5 separate regions of the Mus musculus genome follow, and regions 1, 2, 3 and 5 are each linked to region 4. A link is a loop called in an ENCODE intact Hi-C map of the cell type or tissue named here. Cell type or tissue: left cerebral cortex. All regions are shown on one strand.

Evidence for each region. Hi-C counts contacts between places; a loop is a spot of excess contacts. Peaks named below come from ENCODE experiments on the same cell type or tissue, not always from the same donor. Only the 100,000 strongest peaks of a DNase experiment are listed, where the experiment ranks them.
Region 1: a loop joins it to region 4, with 2.9 times the contacts of the local background. A loop is called at or near these places in 21 of 42 quality-filtered maps.
Region 2: a loop joins it to region 4, with 5 times the contacts of the local background. A loop is called at or near these places in 5 of 42 quality-filtered maps.
Region 3: it touches region 4 in a loop (7-fold over the local background); 13 of 42 quality-filtered maps call a loop at or near these places.
Region 5: a loop joins it to region 4, with 8 times the contacts of the local background. A loop is called at or near these places in 37 of 42 quality-filtered maps.

What each region holds. Positions count from the first base shown.
Region 1 is chr1:30,918,947-30,922,946 of GRCm38, reverse strand. No RefSeq gene overlaps it. Among named protein-coding and RNA genes, the nearest start is that of Ptp4a1, 29 kb to the left of the region's middle. In left cerebral cortex, a CTCF peak has its summit at 1,994 (motif pointing left); a DNase peak (open chromatin) is centred at 1,909.
Region 2 is chr1:30,698,198-30,702,197 of GRCm38, reverse strand. Gm39615 (a long non-coding RNA gene) reads left to right here and starts at 1,696. Exons shown (of 3, transcript XR_865312.1): 1 at 1,696-1,809. In left cerebral cortex, a CTCF peak has its summit at 1,578 (motif pointing left); DNase peaks (open chromatin) are centred at 870 and 1,581; H3K27ac peaks cover 1,031 bases.
Region 3 is chr1:30,947,797-30,951,796 of GRCm38, reverse strand. Ptp4a1 (protein tyrosine phosphatase 4a1) reads left to right here and starts at 2,042. Exons shown (of 6, transcript NM_011200.2): 1 at 2,042-2,248. LOC115487084 (a long non-coding RNA gene) reads right to left here and starts at 1,926. Exons shown (of 1, transcript NR_164183.1): 1 at 459-1,926. In left cerebral cortex, CTCF peaks have their summits at 1,838 and 3,269 (motif pointing right); DNase peaks (open chromatin) are centred at 1,711, 1,959, 2,660, 3,221 and 1 more place; H3K4me3 peaks cover 2,917 bases; H3K27ac peaks cover 2,083 bases.
Region 4 is chr1:31,152,179-31,156,178 of GRCm38, reverse strand. The region is part of intron 2 of 4931428L18Rik (RIKEN cDNA 4931428L18 gene); the gene reads left to right. Among named protein-coding and RNA genes, the nearest start is that of Lgsn, 22 kb to the left of the region's middle. In left cerebral cortex, CTCF peaks have their summits at 1,990 (motif pointing right) and 2,957 (motif pointing right); DNase peaks (open chromatin) are centred at 1,995 and 2,962; H3K27ac peaks cover 482 bases.
Region 5 is chr1:30,777,187-30,781,186 of GRCm38, reverse strand. No RefSeq gene overlaps it. Among named protein-coding and RNA genes, the nearest start is that of Gm39615, 79 kb to the right of the region's middle. In left cerebral cortex, CTCF peaks have their summits at 737 (motif pointing left) and 2,340 (motif pointing left); DNase peaks (open chromatin) are centred at 718 and 2,359.

The DNA.
Region 1 (4,000 bases), 230 kb after region 4:
CACTTTCAGAGTTGTGCTTGCTTGCTTGCTTGCTTGCTTGTTTGTTTCTTTGTTTTTAAAAACAAGGTCTTAGGTAGCACAGGCTAACCTCAAACTTTATAGATAGCTAAAAATGATTTTGAACTTCTTAGTGCTAAGATTGCAGGCATACAGGCATGTTCTACCATACATGGTTTGGGGTTTGTTTGTCTTTTAGATAGAAACCGCCTGTGATGGCTGTTCTCAGTTGTCATCTTGACTATATCTGGAATGAGCTACAATCCAGAATTTATAAAGATCTTGCAAGAAAGGAAGTAAGGAAATGCTTGGGTATGGGCATGGTGGTATATGCCTTTAATCCCAGGAGACAGAGGCAAGCAGGTCTGAGCTCAAGGCTAACCTGGTACAGAGCAAGGTAAAGAAAACCTTGGATTCAGTTGTGGTGGTACATGCCTTTAATCCCCGCACTCAGAAGGCAGAGAGGTATGCAGATTTCTGAGTTCAAGGTCAGTCTACAGAGCAAGTTCCAGGACAGCCAAGCTTAGGCAGCAGGGGGTGGGGGTGGGGAATCCTGAGTGTAAAAAAAAAAAAAAATGGAAACCTGGTAAAGATTTAGAAATCTCAGCTCCTCCAGCACTATGTCCGCCTGCACCCTGCCATGCTTTCTTGTCATGGTGATAATGGATGAAATCTCTGAAACCATAAGCGAGCCCCACTAAAATGTTTGCCTTTATAAGAGTTGCCTTGGTCATGGTGTCTCTCTAGCAAACAAACAAACAAACAAACAAAAAAAACAAACTTAAGACACCTCCCCTGCCTTTTCAGGGGCTGAATCTTGGTATTAGCCCATGCTGGTGAGAAGCCAAATCTTTTAAGTTCAGACTCCATTTTAGAGAACCTGACCTAAGTTTGAACTCAGGTAAACTAACAAGCTGGTACCTAGCATTAGTTTCCAAGTTGCCACCCAACAAAAACTGAGTCTATCTTCCAGACCGTAGGCTAATCTCCAACAAGACCAGTGTCTCCAGGTTATCACCCCAACAGATCTTCACCCCCAGATTACAAGCCTACCCCCTGCCTAATAATCACAAATGCAGAAGGAAGCAGAAATTAAGTTTATGATATGACTTCCAGCACCAGACAATTATGTTAAAGGCCACAGAAACTTTCCAATTAGATGCTTCACACTTGCCCCCTGCTTGCTGCTTACTATAAAGCCTTATCCTGATATATATCTGGGGCTCCCCCACCACCAAAGCCATCCTGCATGACGGTGGTACATCGGAGGGGCCCAAGCTAGCTCAAATAAAGACCTTGCTGTGAGTTGCATCAAATTGTCTCCTGTCTGTTTTGGGGAGGGGTCACTAACACTTCCCTGGCACTATATTTTGGTACCTTGGCTGGGAAGTTCCCCATAACACACAGGACTACAGATCTGGAAGTTCTTGAAGCCAGCAAAGCTAATCTAGGTATTTGTGGTTTTGTTTGAAACACTGTGTTAAACTTCCTGTTTTGTGCCTGTCTGAGCACTGAATTTGTCTGACCTTTCTGTGAAATCTGCATAGCACAACAAAACCAAGCTTATGTAAAGGTAGATGTGGTAACTTTTCCAGCCATGTTGAGATGATTTATTTTTGTGGAACCTGGTGGCTTGTGTTGCCATGGTAATTCTAGATTTGAGCAGTGCTGAGGAATCTGTCTGTCCAAAGGTTTCTATGTGGCCTGATTTGGTGGGTACTTGCTCAGTTGCACAAAAACTTGTGATTTGTATGGCTAATTTGTCTGAATGTTAGAAACTTTCTGTGAGATCTACAGAATAGAACAAAAACTTTTAAAGATAAATGACTTATTTTGCCATGGTAATTTTCCAGGTCTGGGTAAACATCTGTACAGTACTGCTGGTTGTCTTGTGTGTGACCACCACCACCTTCTGGTTGGTTCTTGTTACTGTGTGCAGTATCTTTTCCTTTTTGGTCTGAGTGGTGACACAACCATCTTGTGTTTTGAGTGCCACCTTCTGGTTGGTTCCTGTTACTGCAGGCTGTATCTTTATCTGGTTTTGTTTTTGTTGCTGACTGTCTCTGTTTACACCCATCTTCTGTTAGCACCACCTTCTGATTCATTCTTGTTACTGTGGGCTGTATCTTTTTTTCTGATTTGGGTTGGGTTTTGTTTCTGGTTGTGCCTTTCTCTGTTCACTGAAGGGTCCCACATCTTTCTGGGAACCAGGTTTTGAGTTTGTTCAATGGCCAATTTGTGGTTAAGACAGACAAGTCTGGGAGCCTTGGCTAAGGCAGGGCCAGGAGATGCTCTGAGCCTCTCTTTGGGTGGACATGGCTCACGGAGCAAAAGTGTTCACCCACCTGGAAACAAGGCCTTGATTTTGTACCTATGGCCAGTTGCAGTTAGGGATAGATGTATCTGGGAATTGTGTCTATCACAAGGCTATAAAACTTCCTGAGTCTTGGTCTGGGTTAGGCATGGGCTCAGGGGAATCTGAGAAACATACACCAATCTGGTTCTCTTCTTGGGGCTGGGGGCACCACATTCTGGTTGTCTTTCCTTTCTGCCTGATAGAGAGTAAAGGTTGGACTTGAGTTTTGGGTGTCATAGAGAGGTCTTTTTCATGAGTGCCACTTTCTGGTTGTTTCTTATTTTTGCCTGATAGATTGGGAAGGTTATATTTGTGTTTTTGTGTGTTGTGTTTCTCATTATAAGATGACTTTGACAAGGTGACTTTGTCAAGATAACTTTGACAAGATGACTTTGATGAAGTGACTTTGACTTTGATGGACATATTAATGTGAGACAGGCTACCTCTACCACATCTCCAGGTTCCCTTTACCACAAAAGGGGCCAGGAAGCTGGTTCCTGTCCCCACAGTAACGAAGCCTACCAGTAACCAAGCAGCTATTGATGCTTGCTTTCCGGACTGGGATTTTTAACATCATTTAAAGTAAGAGGAGGCTCTTGGTCTACAGTCAGGCTCTGCTGGAAGGTCTCAAGGCAGCCACAAAATGACCCAGAAATTTGGCCAGAGTGTATGACATTAGGCAGAGAGAAAATGAAAGCTCTACAGCTTTTTTTAAAAGAGATGCATTTCAACAATGCACTCCCATGTACCCTGAACCACTAGAAGCAAAGTCAGTAGTAGCTCTAGCTTTTATTAATCAGGCAGCACTAGATATTAATAAAAATCCCCAGAGGATTGAAAGGTTAGGGGAAAGGAGTCTGGGGGACTTTAGTGATAGTGGCAGAGAGAGTACTGTGCTTATAGACCCCAGAGTTCAGGATGGGTAGAGAAGATAAACAGAATCCTAAAGACAGACCTTAACTAAATTGACCTTAGAAACTGATGGTGACTCTTCTCCCCTTCATTCTTTATAAAGTACAGACCTCCCCATAGTAGATGGAACTCATCCCTTTTGAAGTTATGTTTGGTTCACCTACTGACAGTTCTTACAGAAGCAGATGATTGCTGATTATGAAACCATTTCCTAAACAGTTCTTCAGCCCAAAGCTCAAAAAACCCGCCACTGACAGTGACTTCCAAACCAAGCAAAGTATGATCTGACACCAAGCATTTACACTGTCTGCTGAAAGATTTCTCATAAACCCTCTCATTTCTTTGTAGATTTCATACCTTTGAGTATTATAATATGTAACAACTACTTGCTAATAAGGAAACAATAGTTTCTACTATAACCATATCCAAGAAGAAATTTAATTTGTGACTTAGGCCATAAACCACACATTTTGACAGATAAATGGAGCTTTTAGAATTTATTAGATTCTATTAGAAGCCTCTTCTGCCTTATACCAAAAATGATAACAATTTCTTTCAGCAGTTACTGGATTGACTATTCTGTGCTAGACTAAATCCAGTGATTTCTGTACAATAGGCAACTACTCTGCCAGTGAACTACATCTCGTGCCATGGGTATTTCTTTTTTTAATCAGTGGGAAATAGATATTTCCTAAAAGAGGCATTGTTTATTTCCAGTTTTTTAATTGGAGTGAC
Region 2 (4,000 bases), 450 kb after region 4:
ACACTTGGATAATTTATTACATACCAATGCTGAAAATCAAACAGGAGGCCTTGACCTCATCACACCAGATGCTTTTCATAATGAGTGTGTACAAATATAACTGGGATTTCATAAACTTTATTTTATAAAGAATAATTTCCATTTAGTATCTGACAGTCATAGTTCTACATCTGCGACTCCCAAATACTAACAGTCTCCCTTTGATGTTTTGTGACAGTCAATGTTGGCTTGTCCATGACAAACTATTGTTATGATATTTTCTCAATTCTAAGATTTCACAGCATGCGTTGGAAAACTGCTCCTTTAATTGATGGAGGAACATTTAAAAATATTAAGTATTTTCAGGGTGGTTTATCGTACCTAAGTGTATTTTTGAAATAAAGTTTATTAGAGCCAGGCGTGGTGATGCACGGCTTTAATCGCAGCACTTGGGAGGCAGAGGCAGGCAGATTTCTGAGTTCGAGGCCAGCCTGGTCTACAGTGTGAGTTCCAGGACAGCCAGGGCTATACAGAGAAACCCTGTCTTGAAAAACACAAACAAAAAAACAAAGAACAAAAAAACAAACGAAATAAAGTTTATTGCTGTACTTGTATACATACATGAGAGGTGAGAATACAGTGATCAATGTATCCTTGGGATCTGTTTTCTACAGAGGGTGCTGTACACAGTAACTGTAGTTGAGTGGACACCAGGGAGCACTGGGATAGCCAAAAATCCAATTTGGTTCTTCTCCTCTATTATGTATTTTAACGAAGTAAGCAGATGGTAGATGGATTTTTCTCCCTCTGGAAATGGCTGGTTTTGAAAGACTCCAGAATGCTAGTTTTCTAGGCACGGTTGTTGAGTACCATACCACGTCTTAAAATATACACTAAACTTTGCCAGGAAAATTAATCTACCCTGCAGCAGATGGATACATTTGTAAAAATACACAGCCACTGCTGGTGCCTCCAGCCTTCATCTGTAGATTCAAGTGTAAACATCTAGAATCTCTCTTTGTTCTTAGCTTCTTCTCAGTAATACAGAAGTAATTTCTTCTCACCACCCCTGCTCAATGCAATTAGGTTAGAGAGCCACATCACAATTGTTTTTATTGTTTGGTTTTTAACCGTTAACTAAGCTTCTTGGAGTGTGACTCCATGATGTTCGACTACGTCGTTTAGAGATAAAAGAAGTGTGGTTTTCCTTTAAAAGGGGTAAAATAAGCATTTCCTGAGCGATAGCTAAAAGTTACAGGTACTAGTGGTTTGCACAGAAGAAAATATACATGCTCTCCCCATCTGGACCAGGATAAAGGCACTCCATGCACGAACAAACCAAACTCTATCCAAATGGCTATGCAACATTTGGTTTATCCACCAGCAAAATATGAGTCTGTTTTCAATTCTTGCTTGTGGTGAGTCACTTAGGCATTTTACATAGATACTTAATTCTCACTAGCTTTATTTCTCTAATTCTCAGAGAAAAGTTGAGAATAAAAAAGACTTTTACCGTAAGGTAGGAAAACAGATGGCAACAAGGGAGATTATTAGTGCCAGCGAAGGAGGCAAGGCACAGAACACTCTGAAGCTGTGTGGGCTTTTTCCGAGGCACAATTCTTAGAAGCTACTGCCATCTTCTGGCTTTTCTAAGGAGGTGCGGAGGTGCTTTCATTCTAAATCACTTCGACATGCTGAGAGAGAGAGAGAGAGAGAGAGGGAGAGAGAGAGAGAGAGAGAGAGAGAGAGAGAAGACCATTCCTGCAGCATACAGATTCACAATGAAACATCTATATTACATTGTCATTTGTGACACAAGCTATGGATGTGGTAAGATCTCAGATTTGCTCACAATTCATGTTACATGACTTACATCGATTTACACTAGATCAAATGCCTGTAGCATATCGATTCCTGTTATAAAATCCTGTTATACGCATAAAAATACTACAGAATTGTATTTTGAGCAATCTTCTCATTCAATACTTTTGTTTAGCAATATGTTTCAGGTAATATATATATATTTCAGTCACTATATAACAATATGTAATATATAACATATAGCATAGCATATAACATATATCATATAATACATAATATATAATATAACTTGCAGGCTAAGGAAATGTTTCTTTTATTGTTTTAAACTATGATTTAAAAGATTAGTACTTGAAATGTAAGTTCCTTCAAAGTAATGAAAATCACAATTATCATACTTCTGCAGCTGTTAGGTGCTCCACCTAGACGACATTTTTCTGATACATTTCTGATGCATTTCTGATACATTTCTGATACATTTCTGATGCATTTCTGATGCATTTCTGATGCATTTCTGATACATTTCTGATACATTTCTGATGCATTTCTGATACATTTCTGATACATTTCTGATACATTTCTGATGCATTTCTGATACATTTCCTGAGATTGTGAAGGAAAGGCTTACTTTGGTTCATGAATTCAGAGGGTTGCAGTTTCATCATGGTGGAGTTTATAACAACGGGGGGGGGCATGCCATGCAATATAATATGATATGAATAATATAAGATAATATATCTAATCTAATCCGACCTCCAACCCAAACAATGCTACTCGCTGTTCCCATATGAATATTCCTTAATGTGTTTTGTGGCATCTCCTTCCCCTACATAAAGCTCTCCGCATGATGGCCATTTATCACCCCATTTATCTTGTTCTGATATGGACAAAATTTTGGTAATATATCTAAATTCTCACAGAAGTCCAAGAGTATGTGACAACTGTAAGATAATATGGAATTTCTTATTATTTTTGTCTTGTGACAAAACCAAATTTACTCTTAATACTATTTTAAATTTTAATTAATTTTTACATACATGGATGTTTTGCCTGCATGTATGTCTGTGTACCCTCTGTGTGTTTGATACCCTTGGAAGCCAGAAGAGGGCCAATCCTCTGTGATTGGAGTTACTCATTTTGAGTTCCTATGTGAGTGGTGGGAATTGAACCCAGGTCCTTTCGAAGAGTAATCAGTGTTATTAATCACTAAACCTGAGACTGCCAGACAATTCTGTCTCAACTTGCCACACACACACACACACACACACACACACACACACACACACACACACACACAATAAATTTAACACAAAAGGCTAATTATAAAGGATGAGCAGCGAAGAAGCAGAAGGATACCCAAACGTCTGAGCCTAGAGGACAAAAGCCTAACTAAGACTCAGAACCTCCGTGAGGATGCACCTTCTTACTGGGGCTGCTCAGAATGGGCACAGGGGTCCGGGAACTAGTAGGTGCTGCTGCCGCAGCTGTACAGGAGGGAAAACCAGCGCCCTAGCTTCTCTTTTTCCCCTATCGTTGTGTCTCAGGACATCTTCCTTGGGTAAGGACCATACAATTTGCACAGGTTGAGTTACGGATCGCAGGGCAAGCAACGGAAGCCTGATACTATCGATGATGGGGGCAGGTCTCGCCGTTGTGGTCTTATCCTCAGAAGTGTTGAAAAGGCCACTCTGCTGTTACACCTTTCTGCCTAGATGCTCTTTCCTTTCGTGTAGGAAAAACAGCTCTAAATTCTTCCTTCTGTGCTCTCCTTCCTCTTAGATAGCCTGGCAGCTGCGGGGAGGGGCGGGTCCATGACTGATGTAATGAGGAAGGAAAGCCTTTATTCCCTTAAGACTTGGCTCTGGTGGGTCTGCCATGTGGGACCTCCTCCATTAGCTCTTCTCATCTTTCCAATGGGTGCATGAGGTCATCCCCATGGCAGTGCGCATTCACGCGTGCGTGCGTGTGTGTGTGTGTACGTAGATGTGTATTCCCGTGAACGTGTACATGCATTTGTATGATAGGCCATATATATATATCAGTCTCATGGAGCACTGGGCAATGCTCCTTAGGAAAAAAATATTTTTAAATTCTTGAAGTTAAATATGTAAGATTATGAGATGAATCTACTTAATTGAAATATAATTAAGTTTAACACAAATTTTGTCATAAAAAGAAAACATATGCTTCTTTAATAATGCAT
Region 3 (4,000 bases), 200 kb after region 4:
TTCAATGACTAGAACAGACACCCTCAGCAAACAAAGAAACCAGCCCAAGACACCAAGTAACAGCAGCTGCCAAAGAGACTCTGACTGCCTTGTGAGAATTGAGTGGACTGACCAACAAGTTTATATCTGGTTTAAGATACATTCTTTCAGCAGCAAAGGATGGAAATCTGTCCCTTTCCAAAATAGGACTGGGTGATAATTCCTTATAAAAGGATAATCCCGGTGGAGACAATTCCCCTTCCTGAGAGCAGAAGCCAATCTTCTAGGGCTCAATGAGGACAGCTAACCAAGTACCATACATCAGCAAATATCGTCAGCAATTACGGGATCTGTGGATTACACAGCTCACAATTTGCATCACGAGTTCTACAAGGAAACCAAGACACTGATTTACCTTTGCTTGCTATTTGCTCAGTTATTTTAGCTCACCAAATTCCCCTTTGGAAAAGGTGTCATTATTTTTGTTTTACAGTGTTGACCAACCTTTGGAATAGGGGAGGCAGATTTAATATGCCTAAGTATGTTATTAATACAAGTTGGCCAAGCTAGTCACTAATTATTCTGCCCATGTTTTTCCAAAGCTTAAGTAACACTTACCCAAAGTCACTGGTCATATGAAAGGTTTTAGTTCTGTAATACTCAATCTGTCTTCGGTTGAGTTTCCTGGTCTGCTCAACTTCACTTTACTGTTCAAAGACTTTTCTTTTAATCTCCCTGCATTTTCTTAGGACTTACATAATTTAATTGTTACCTCACTTTACCTCTATTTGTGAAGGGATCTATGCTTCAAGTTCTTGACTTTAAATGGATCCCTGGCCAAGCAATTTTTAATGACGATGAGTTGCTTTTTGTTGTTGTTGTTGCTGTTATTAAAGGTCTGCCCCCCCCTTTTTTTAATGTACTTACGTTGCTTACAGATTGCATGTTTATAAGACATTTAAGTAACTATGCAAGGAAGTCTCTAAATAGAAGTGCTAATAAATCACAAAATTCGGTACACAATAAGAGAGAGCACAACTTATGATTTCTCCGGCCTAATGTGCAGAAAAACAGGGAACAAAAGGCCTCAGTGTTATTGGAAAGCTGAGTTCTCCAAAGCAGGTAAAGGTCCTGTTTACCTGTCCTAGACAAGCGAGCAGAAAGGGTTTTCAGATAAAAGCTGCCCTTGTATGATCAGAAACAGCTGCACTCAGGCTTCACTTAGAAGCCTAGATTAAAAGGACACTGGAACAGGACTGAAGATCAACAAAAGGGGAAAGCTTAGCTTTTGACGCAAAAACTTACATCAGCCCTTGATAAAGCCGAAGATTCTTAATTTAAAAAGAAAAAGAAAAAAAAAAAGCTTCCCCTTAGCAAAAGCTAACCTTTCATTATCTGAGAATGAGCAGCAGTACAAAGGATGCATGTGATTTCGAAATGCCACAAACGAGCCAACTGCAGTTGCCAGAATCAGCAGTTTAGGGGTGTAACCTAAAAAGAAAGGGGGTGGGGGGAGAAGAAGAAAGGCTAGGAAGCAACTAGGCTTCACGTGCCTCGAAAGAAAAAAAAAAAAAAAAATAGGGACATTTCCTGGGTTCCACCGGCTAATCTCTGCGGAGAGCCTTCCCACACGTGGAAGTGCCCGTGGTGACGAGAATCCCTAGTCCCAGACTAGGGCCGGGCTCTGGAGCGGTGAGTCAGCCGCCCAGCGGTCATGCGACATCAATATGGAGTGATGACGGAGATCCCCGGGCGCAAGGGCCAAGGTAAACCGTTGGCCAGCGCGACAGAGCTATGGCCTCGGGCTACAGGGTTCCGCCCGCCGGAGAGGCGTTCCAAGTTGAGGCGAACTCGCGGCTCTAGCGACCGGAGCGTTTGGTGGCGAGGACCAGCCAGCACACCGCGCCATTCATCAACCGGTTCGCACCGGTGGCGGCTGCCCCGAGTGACGTCTGCGTCCCGGGCCCCGCCTCGAGCCGCAGGCGTCCCGCGCCGTGATTGGCTGCCGCCTGTGCGCACGTCGCGCCGGCTATAAAGGGGCGGACTTGTGACGCAGGGGCGCCTGGGCGCGCGCATTGGCTCTGGGCTGCGGCCGGCTCGGCGACGCTCCTCGGGCAGCTCACTGCATGGTCGTCTGGTGCCCCCGCCGCCTGCATCCCCGCCGCCGCCCCGCGACGCCCACCGCCGCCTGCCCTGCCGCCGCCGCCTGCGCCGCCTCGGGACCGGCTGTATGATTAGGCCACAATCTTCAATGAGTAGACATATTCCTGTGAGTACCGCGGGCCCGGCCTTTGTTAGAGCGAGCGACCGAGGAGGGAAAGGAGGGTGGCCGGGCGACCGAAACGCCGGCGGCGGGGCCCGGACCCGGAGCGACCGGCAGGGCAGCCCAGCGGCTTTGTGCGCGTGCCACCCTGCGGCCTTTGTTCCGAGAAGCCGCGCGGGCGTCGTGGACGTGGCCGGGGCGGGGCGGGGCTGCGGGGGGACCGGGACCGGGCGCCCGGGGCCTCCCAAGATGGCCTCGGTGGCCGCCCGCGCTCGCCACCGTGAACCCGTGATTGCGGACCTCGCGACTGTGCGCGCCGCTCAAGCCCGGGCTTGCCGATCGCCGCCGGGCTTCGGTAGTGGCGACCCGGTCGGCGGAGGGGGACTCTGACTCGGCCCCGAGGCGGGCTGCGCGTGGGGCGGTCCGCTCTTGGGCTGGAGCAACAGGAGCTGCTGGGCAGAACTGCGCGGCTCCTGTTGAGCGAGCAGCCCTGCACCATTCCACCGCTGGCGAGCTGAAATTTCCACGGTGTCGGAACGGTCTGTGCGGTGACCAGAGGTCTGGATTCCGGAGCTTAGGGGTCATGAATCCTATCCTGGCTTGCTTTTTTTAATTATTATTATTATTTTGCTGTTTGCTTCGTGCCGGCTAAAACGGTTGGAAAACCAGAAAATCGCGATCTGTTCCCGGAAGGAAACAGCGCTTGCACACGCGCTAGATTGGGCGCGTTACCTGAAACCTGAGTGTATTTGGAACAGAATTGGATAAAGCAGATGATCCCACAGACTGGTTTGATTCTAGAGTCTGACAGACTGAAGCTAATGCTACACACATACACACACACAAATGATCCTTTTTTTTTTTTTTTTTTTTTTTTGCTTATGGTGCATGCAATTAAAATGGGACGATCTCGTCGTGTATCTTGGCTGCCTATCATGTTGAGGTTTTGCCTGTGAGGGAGTGGGAGGATATTATTAAGAAGGATTTCGGTGGTCTCCACTGTTTTAACAGAAGTGTCCTCCAGCCACTGGGTGGCTCCACTCATTTCAAAGCAGTTCAGGAAAATTTTTTTCTTGCTGCCCTCCAGCTTCCTAATGGAACTCTTTAAAAGCTATATCGGACCTGTGTATGAATGTTCAATAAAGTGCCAAATTAACAAAAACAAGGAAGAAAAAAATTTAGGACCATTTTATATACACGGGCAAAAGATTTTTATATATGCAATATATATACATATGTATGTATTTATATATATATGTATATATATAAATAAATAATATTTTTGAGATTATTGGAGGGAGTCTGCTCTCTGAAGTATTAATCTTTACTGGTAATTTACACTGGGTTTTTTAACGCACTGAATAGATGTACTTTGTGAGGGCACGTGTCGGGAATAAGTTGTCTTGCTTGTGGTACCTCCTAGTAAATAAGAGTTTGGGGGATTAGTTCCTTTGTTTCACTATAAAAATAGTCAGGGAATTTTTGACTGATTTTTTTGTTTGTTTGTTTGTTTTTTTGTTTCAAGATTTTACTTGAGTAGTTTGCTCTGAAGGACAACGGTTGTCATTGAGTGTTCTTGTTACTAAGTGCAACTGCTTTTCTTTCCACCACAAACTGCCTAGAGTAGATAGACCTTAAAGGGTTTTGTTAATTCCCATTTTACTTCTATTGGGTTTATCTGAAAGGCTTTTATGCATAGACTCTGAAAAAGTATCGTATGACTATGAATATACTAGTTGGTGCTGGCACCAATCTGCT
Region 4 (4,000 bases):
CACTGGAAAGGGAAATGGGAGTGTGAAGGCAGGGACTGGGGAATGGAGCCAAGATACAGAATTCTTACAACTGCAGATGAGACACAAAATTCTACAAAGGCCCACAGGCCAACTCATATATATATATATATATATATATATATATATATGTTGCAGATGCCTTGAAGGGTTTATGGTGGTCAGAGGATGAAAGTCGGGGAGTGGGGAGTTTGGTGAAGTGCTATAGTTGGTGTATGGAGGTCCAGTGACCTCTTCTTCCTCTTTGGGTTCTAGGCATGATCTCATTCATTCATCAGACATTTCCTTCTACATGGGCTTCTTTAAACCACTGAGCAGTCTCCCCAAGCCCATAAAACCCTATAGGTTATTCAGTCACACCCAAACTGAAGTTATCCTACAAATGTTGTTATATATTCAGGTCTCAAATCCATTAAGGTAGAAAAATTATCCAGGAGAGCCTGCCATAATCGTGACTCCCAGACTGTCTAGAGATGTACAGCAGGAAAACTCAGAGAGGGCCAAAGAGTAAAGCACATCTGAGATGAAACTATAACAGGCTAAGAGAAAGTGACCTTTGGAATCTTAGCTGCTGAGGCCAAAAAACAAGGAAAAGACATCTTTTGGTTACATCCATCGGTGCTTCCTCTGATCCTGTAGGTCTGATGTCCTAGAGTGTGACTCTGATAAATTCTGTACTAAGGACTTCATGATATTGAATATGGCACCTAGTGAAGGCCAGTCTTAGCTGGAGACTCCGTGAAACAGTGTACTTCCAAACTCATTCAGGAAGGGAAAGTAGAAAAGATTGACTGCTTAAGACACAAATTAATTATGCTAACTCATAAGAGACAGTATAAGTGAGTCAACTTTGCAATTAAGAGAACTAATAGAAGGTTATTTTTGCTAGATGGGGGACATTTATGCACAAGTACTTCAATTTTCTTGTGTCCAAATTTCCGTATCTGTAATATGGAAACAAGTACTTTATTAATTATTTTACAGACCACATCTCCTAGTACGTCCAAAGCATTACAGACAAGAAAACATTTAATATATTTTACTTAACCCTAACCTTGGTTCTGCCATAACCATGAGTCTATAATGTTATCTCAGATCATTCACAGTAAACCTGAAATTAAGCTAAGAGCTTTTTGAGGTTTCCTTTGTGTCTGGATTGAATGAATGACATACGGACAACTGCATTCAATGCATATTGTTGAATCATCAAGTACAATTAGGAAAACTAATTAGTAAGAAAGGAAATTGGGTTTTACCCTAATAAAAAAGAATTGACCAGTCACTGCCATCCAATGTTTAGAGTGTCATTGCCTAATAGAATTTGGGATTCCAGTTCCAGTTCCACTCCCAGAGGCATGCATTCACATCCTAAACTCGTGTCTTTATAAGGTGATTAGATCCTGAGGGTGGCAGACTAAATAGCCAACTGGGGATCAGAGAGATCACTGATCTGTCTACAAGTGAAGTAGCCAGGAATAGCCTCACTGACCCCAAATCCTATATCGCTTCTATCTTGTTCTCCTCCTCCTACAGACTAAAGATAAATATTTCTTCTGTATATAACTTATGACATTTTGTTATAACAGTCTGAAAAGACTAAGACTATACCAAAAAACAAACAAACAAATCAATTTCCACAGACTAAAACTCAGTAGCAACCCAGTGATCTTGATTGCTTCAGATTCAATTGGATAATGATGTGCTTTTCAATGAGATTTCAATTACATAAACTGTAGCCTGTCAAAACCCAAAGCTGGTTTTGTTTGTTTGTTTCAGCATGCTAAAGGAAATTTCGAGAAATTTCCCAATCTATAAAAGAAGGATCACTCTCCATGAACGGGTTGGTATTGTACTTAAAAGTAAGTTAATTAAAACGAAAGTGATTTTAAAAGAGAATGGGATTGAGGCAAGGATGAGCTTTCTGGTAAAAGAAATGCAGCTTTGGGGAATTGTTACGTAAGGGAATAATAGCAGCGAGCAAACAGCAGGTGGCAACATCTGCCCAGTCTCTATTCCTGTCACCAGTCCTGTGAGGTGATCACCCTTCCTGTGAGCTAATGATTCACCAAGTGTGGGACTTTCCACAATTCTCTTATCAGAATCGATATTTATGTGAGAGTACATTCCTTGATTGTATTCTTTCTATTTTAGGATATCATGCTTGTTTCTTATCAGAGGACTGCACTAGAATCATTAATCCTAATGACTAATGTTAGATCATTTATCTAACTCCTAAAGGAAGACACAAAACTTCTCCCCTCACGTGGTTTGGACAGATGAGGTCACTGAATTAAGTGAGGTTCGGAATTCACAGAATCAAGAGTATGGAAGTTCTTAAAATCTAAAATATAATGAAGTTCATTAAGAAATAAACTCATAAATTCACTAGCAGATATGCTTGCATACTTGGGAGCCCTGGGGATTATTTTCTTCATCAAAATACATCCTAGAATAAATCAACAGTAGAGTAGACCACACACTAATAATAATAATAATAATAATAATAATAATAATAATAATAATAATATTGTGAATAATACGAACAAAAATGGTTCCTTCCAGGAGGTTGAATAAGAGGCTCAGTGGTTAAGACGGAGTTCCGCTTGTTGATTCCCAGCACCCAAAGCCCACAGGCAAAAAGAAAAAAAAGAAGTCTTCAGGATAGGGTTTTTTTTTTGGGGGGGGGGCTGAGGAGGTATGGAAAAATAAAGAGCCACTGCATCACGTCAACTAGCATATTTTGCTGTCACTGCAGAGACATCTGGAGACATGGGCTGTTTCTTCTCTGAGCACAGCAACCCACTGTTCTCTGTAACCCTGAAACCTGTGATCCTGTGCAGTTCTCACAGGCAAGTCTCCACACGTAAGAGGCTTATGGGGAAATAAAGGCAAAGTCTCTGTGACCTGTGGTCATTCCTCACTGCAGAGGTGCACAGGTGCACTTCTCGGACAGCAGAGGTCAGCAACACAAAGAGAAGAGACAGAGCAATGTGCAAGAGGGCTGCTCTCCAGACATTGTTGTGAACAGAAAAAAAAATGAGTGGCAACTTTGTAACACAGAGAAACACACATACACACTACACATACACACACACACACACACACCTCACATATACATACACACACACATATACATCACACACATGTGCATACACACACCACATATGCACATGCCATAAAAATGCACACATAACACATGCACACACAGCATATACACACACATATGCACATGGTACATATACCACATACACATTATATATATATATATATATATATATGTATATATATATATATATATATATATACCATGAGCTATACAAATATACTGCATAATATATATATATGTATATATATATGCTGCATATACTATGTATTTATACCATACATACACATATACAAACACACATACATGTACACATAGACATTCCACACACATTATACACACTATATATTTTCTACATACAATATATACATACCACACATACATCACACATACACCAACTATATACACCTACACCCACATATACACACATACAATTCATCCTGCACACAATTACTTGGTCCTCAGCACCCAGCAGAGCCTCTAGATCACCTGGATCTGCCCCTGGCAATGATGCCTTTAGGATGTGACCAGGGATGCATAAGACTCTTCCTAAAAAGTACTTCCTATTAAAATATTTTTAAAGAACTACAATGGATTATAAAGCAAAGAATTATAAAGTAAAAGTATACTTTTATATTGCTGAAATTGTGTCCTTCAGTGATAACTAGACTTTTTTGTTGTTCAAAAAGGAACAAATTATTTTTAAAATGGAAAAATAAAATATTCACCTCTGGAGAAATGGCTTAGTGGTTAAGAACACTGTCTACTCTTCCAGAGGTCCTGAGTTCAAATTTCAGCAACCACATAATAGCTCACAATCAAATATAATGGGGTCCGATTCCCTCTTCTACACACAGGTATACATCCAGATAGAGCCCT
Region 5 (4,000 bases), 370 kb after region 4:
AATGTGTTACTATGTAGCACATCCCTTCCTGCTGATGGTTGTGTCCCTTTGAAAATAGTCCCATGTCTCTTCTCTGTACTCTTAGTCTGCTTGTCTATTCGTGCATCAATGTCACGTTGTCTTAGTTACTCCAGTTTTGCATCTTGATGTCTAGAATGGCAAATTATGTGGCTTTGTATTTCTCTTGTGGGGGTCTTAACTATTTTCAACGTTTTGCTATTTCATACATTTCCCCTTCAGCTGCTCAAAAGTATTATTTTCTTGGTGTCTGATGCATTAAATCAGGTATCCTCATAAGGTGTTAAGTTGAAAGTCTGATGACTTCATCAGGCAGCTTTAGGGATGAGCCACTTCCAACCCTGGAGCTTCAGAATCTTGCTGCGTTTTATTTCCTCTCTGCCAGTTGTTGTCACTTCAGGCGAAAATGCCCTGCAAAGTCTCATCTTAAACGCAACACCATTTCGAATAATCATTCAGTGTTCCCTGCTTCCCCTAGATTCCATGAATGGAATTCCCTGTTAAAAAAACCAAACCAAACCATACCAAACCAAACCAAACCAAACCAGACAGACTAACAAACAGACAAACTCTTACAAGGGGTTGAGAGATGGCTCAGTGATTATGAGACCTTGCTGCTCTTGGAGAAGACCTCGGTTTTGGTTTCCAATACCTATAAGGTGGCTGACAAACGTCCATGAATCCAGCTCCGAAAGATTGATTGATCGCCCTCTTCTGGCTTCCACAAGTACTGCAATCATGTGGTACACAGGCATAAAAGTACATCCAGGTTTCTCTCTGTACACAAAACAACAGAAACCTTAGAACGTTTACAAATATCTTCCCCGTATTTATTTCCTTTTCTTCCATAGTTCCATATTTGATGGATATTTTAATGGACATTGTGACACTAATGGATGAAATGTTATACACACTTTATATAAGCAATGCTGTGACAAAACTCTTGCAGCCCAACATCTGTATTTATAATTATTTGCCTAGGATAAAGTCAAGTGCCAGTATGACTTTTGGGCTTCTAAATCCATATTCTGGTCTCTCCTGCATAATAATTCTACCAACTTGTATTCTCTTTATCAGTGTACAGGAATGCCTTAAACCAATAGATTTGAATAGAGTTGAAGCAAAATGAAGCGTACTATAGGTCTCTTGTATTTTATTTTTGGCCCTAATAATTCTTTCATAAAAATGATTATTTGCCTTTGTGTATTTGTCAAGAATGCATTTGTTATGGCCAGTCTCAGTTGTGAGTACGGTGAGATGTAGAAAGACCTGGGCGTGATCTAGATTGACCATTGGGCATTCCTGTGGAGGATTTCCTTGATTAGGTGGGGAGTTGTGCCTACTGTGGATGGTACCATCCCCCTGGCTGGAATCCTGGTCTGAACAAAGAAGAGGAAGTAGCCCAGAATAAGCAGCTTCCATTCTCCACTTCCTGTCTGCATACAATGTGACCAGCTGCTTCAGGCTCCTGCTGCGTTGACCTCCCTACCATGATAAACTGTGAACCTCAATAAATAAACCTTTTGTCCCTTATGTTAATTTAGCTGGGATATTTCATCTCAGTAGCAAGAAAAATAACTAAGACAATACTTGTTTAAAACTCTCATTTACTTCCTATTTGTGCCTCATAGGATTTATCTTCCTAATATGTGTATTTCTGTGCTTGTTGGTGCACAAGGCTCTCTGTTAGGTCATGTAAGACAGGCAGCTGAATGTGAGAAGCAAGCTGTAGCTTCCGGGGTGGTGTGCTGTGCTAGGATATGAGGCCCCAGATGCATTTGCTAAGAAGAGGAAACCAGAGTGTGGTGGAGAGAGCAACTGCTGGAATCCAGAAACTGGTGGATGAGAACACACTTAACCTGACAAACTCTCCCACCAGTGCTCTCCTAGACTCGGACACAGGAGGAATTTAAAATTAAAATTGTCATCTGTTTAGAACTTAGAGGTAGAGGCATAAGGCACACACTCAAATGCATTTGTGGGAATATTTCCACTGCATTAGATAGGATATGTGTATATCATATACGTATATGCAATGTTATATAATATAAAATAATGTATAATATAATATAATATATCACACATATAAAACATATATAGTAGGAAGTTATGTTTGTTGTGTGTAAGTTAATACATTTGAAGAATATGATAATCTTTAAAATGAAGACCAACAACACGAAGAATTAATCTCTTACAAAATCATATACGACTTTGATTATTGTTTGAATATTATGAAAGAGGTAGGCAAATTATAAAAGTTGAACGAGTAAACTAAGCTAACGTCTTTACATTTTTCAATGATGGCTGCGCCACCTAGTGGCTATTTCATGTACTTGCAAGAAGACAAAGCGAAGGGCAGTTTTTTGTTTGTTTGTTTTTTGTTTTTGTTTTTTTCGAGACAGGGTTTCTCTGTATAGCCCTGCGACCTGTTGATTGGATTGCATTTAACATCCGGTCCACTCACACCAGCTTCTGGCTTGTTTGTCAAGTTCCAGTCATCCTACTTGGGTTTGATTTCCCCTTCCCTATGGGTGGTCCTGGGGGATCAAACTCGGGGCTTCACAGGAGCTAGGCAAGAGTTCCCATACACAGTAGCTCCCCAGCCTTGAGGGGCGTTTCTTGTGCTGTGTAAAGCCGGATATTGACCCCAGTCATAGAGTACTTAGGCTCAGCATGGTGACAGTTTACAGCAGCGTCTACATTTTGAAAATGACTAAAAGCAAATTGTGTTTCCGTTTTACAATGTTGACATATCTAAAATGTAATATACATGATACATTTATGTCTTGTATTTTTTATCAAAAAAGAAGTTAGTGGAATAAAACTTGCTTTCAAAATACATACAAAACCCAGGATTGTATATAGTTAAGCTAGAATAGCTTTACTATTCTATATATTACATCTATTTAGTTATTTATGTGTGTGTGTGTGTGTGTGTGTGTGTGTGTGTGTGTGTGAGCCTGGAGGTCAGAGGACAGCTTGCAGGAGTCCTTTTCTCCATTCACTGTGAGTTCTAGAGTTCGAACCCATGTCTTTAGGCTTAGTGGCAAGGGCACCCACCTGCTGAGATGTCTCACTGGACCTAGAACTCTGTTAAAGAAACAAACTTAAAAACAAAAACAAAAACAAAAAACAAACAAAAAAAAACCCCAACCCTTTCTATTCAGTAACAACAGTGATCATTTTCTGTTTCTCTGCTGCATCAGGAACGTTAAGTGGTCTGACATAAGTTTTGCTTATAGTATTGTACCATGAGAGCGGCCTTAGAACACAAGCCTAGTGCCTGCCTGTGTTCTGAACTCCAAACAGGAAATCAGGGCTCTCAGCACTCAGCAGAGGGTGGGCTCTGCACACACCCCTCTCCCTGCTTCTAAAAAGCCTTTCTTTTACGTACCAAAGCAAACTTTCCTCTCCCTAGCCTTGAGGGACGGCTCGAAAGGAACATTTTACACATTTATATACATTTATACGGCAATGCCCACCTGAACTCCAGTACTCCGGAGGCTGAAGCAGGAGGATAGCTTTGACCTGCTTAAGACTGAATTTTTATAATTAATTTCAGACACCATGAAATTTATGCTTCTGGCTTAAGACTTGCTTCTTGGGAATTTAGATTTTATTTTTCATCTCTGTTAGTTATTTTCAGAAAAGATTGAATTCAGCCTTTTGTTATCTATAATGTTATAATGTTATTTAGAAACTCAATATTCTGCTTTAGGTGAGAAACAAAATGAAGAGACATAAGAGTAGAAGCTGGGTGTGCGCAGAAGAGAGCTTCTTAGATGTGACTAAGGAGTATATCATAAACACACACACTTTCTTTTCCCAAGTTCAGCGGCTTCAAGTTTGGAGGGCTATTATGGTAATGATTGTGACAAGAACCAGCTGTACCTCAGCTAGTGATTAACACAAAGTAAATAGTTTTGATGTTATGTTAATCAGAGGATCCCCAAAGTGGCCACAATGGTCTCAAACAAGAACA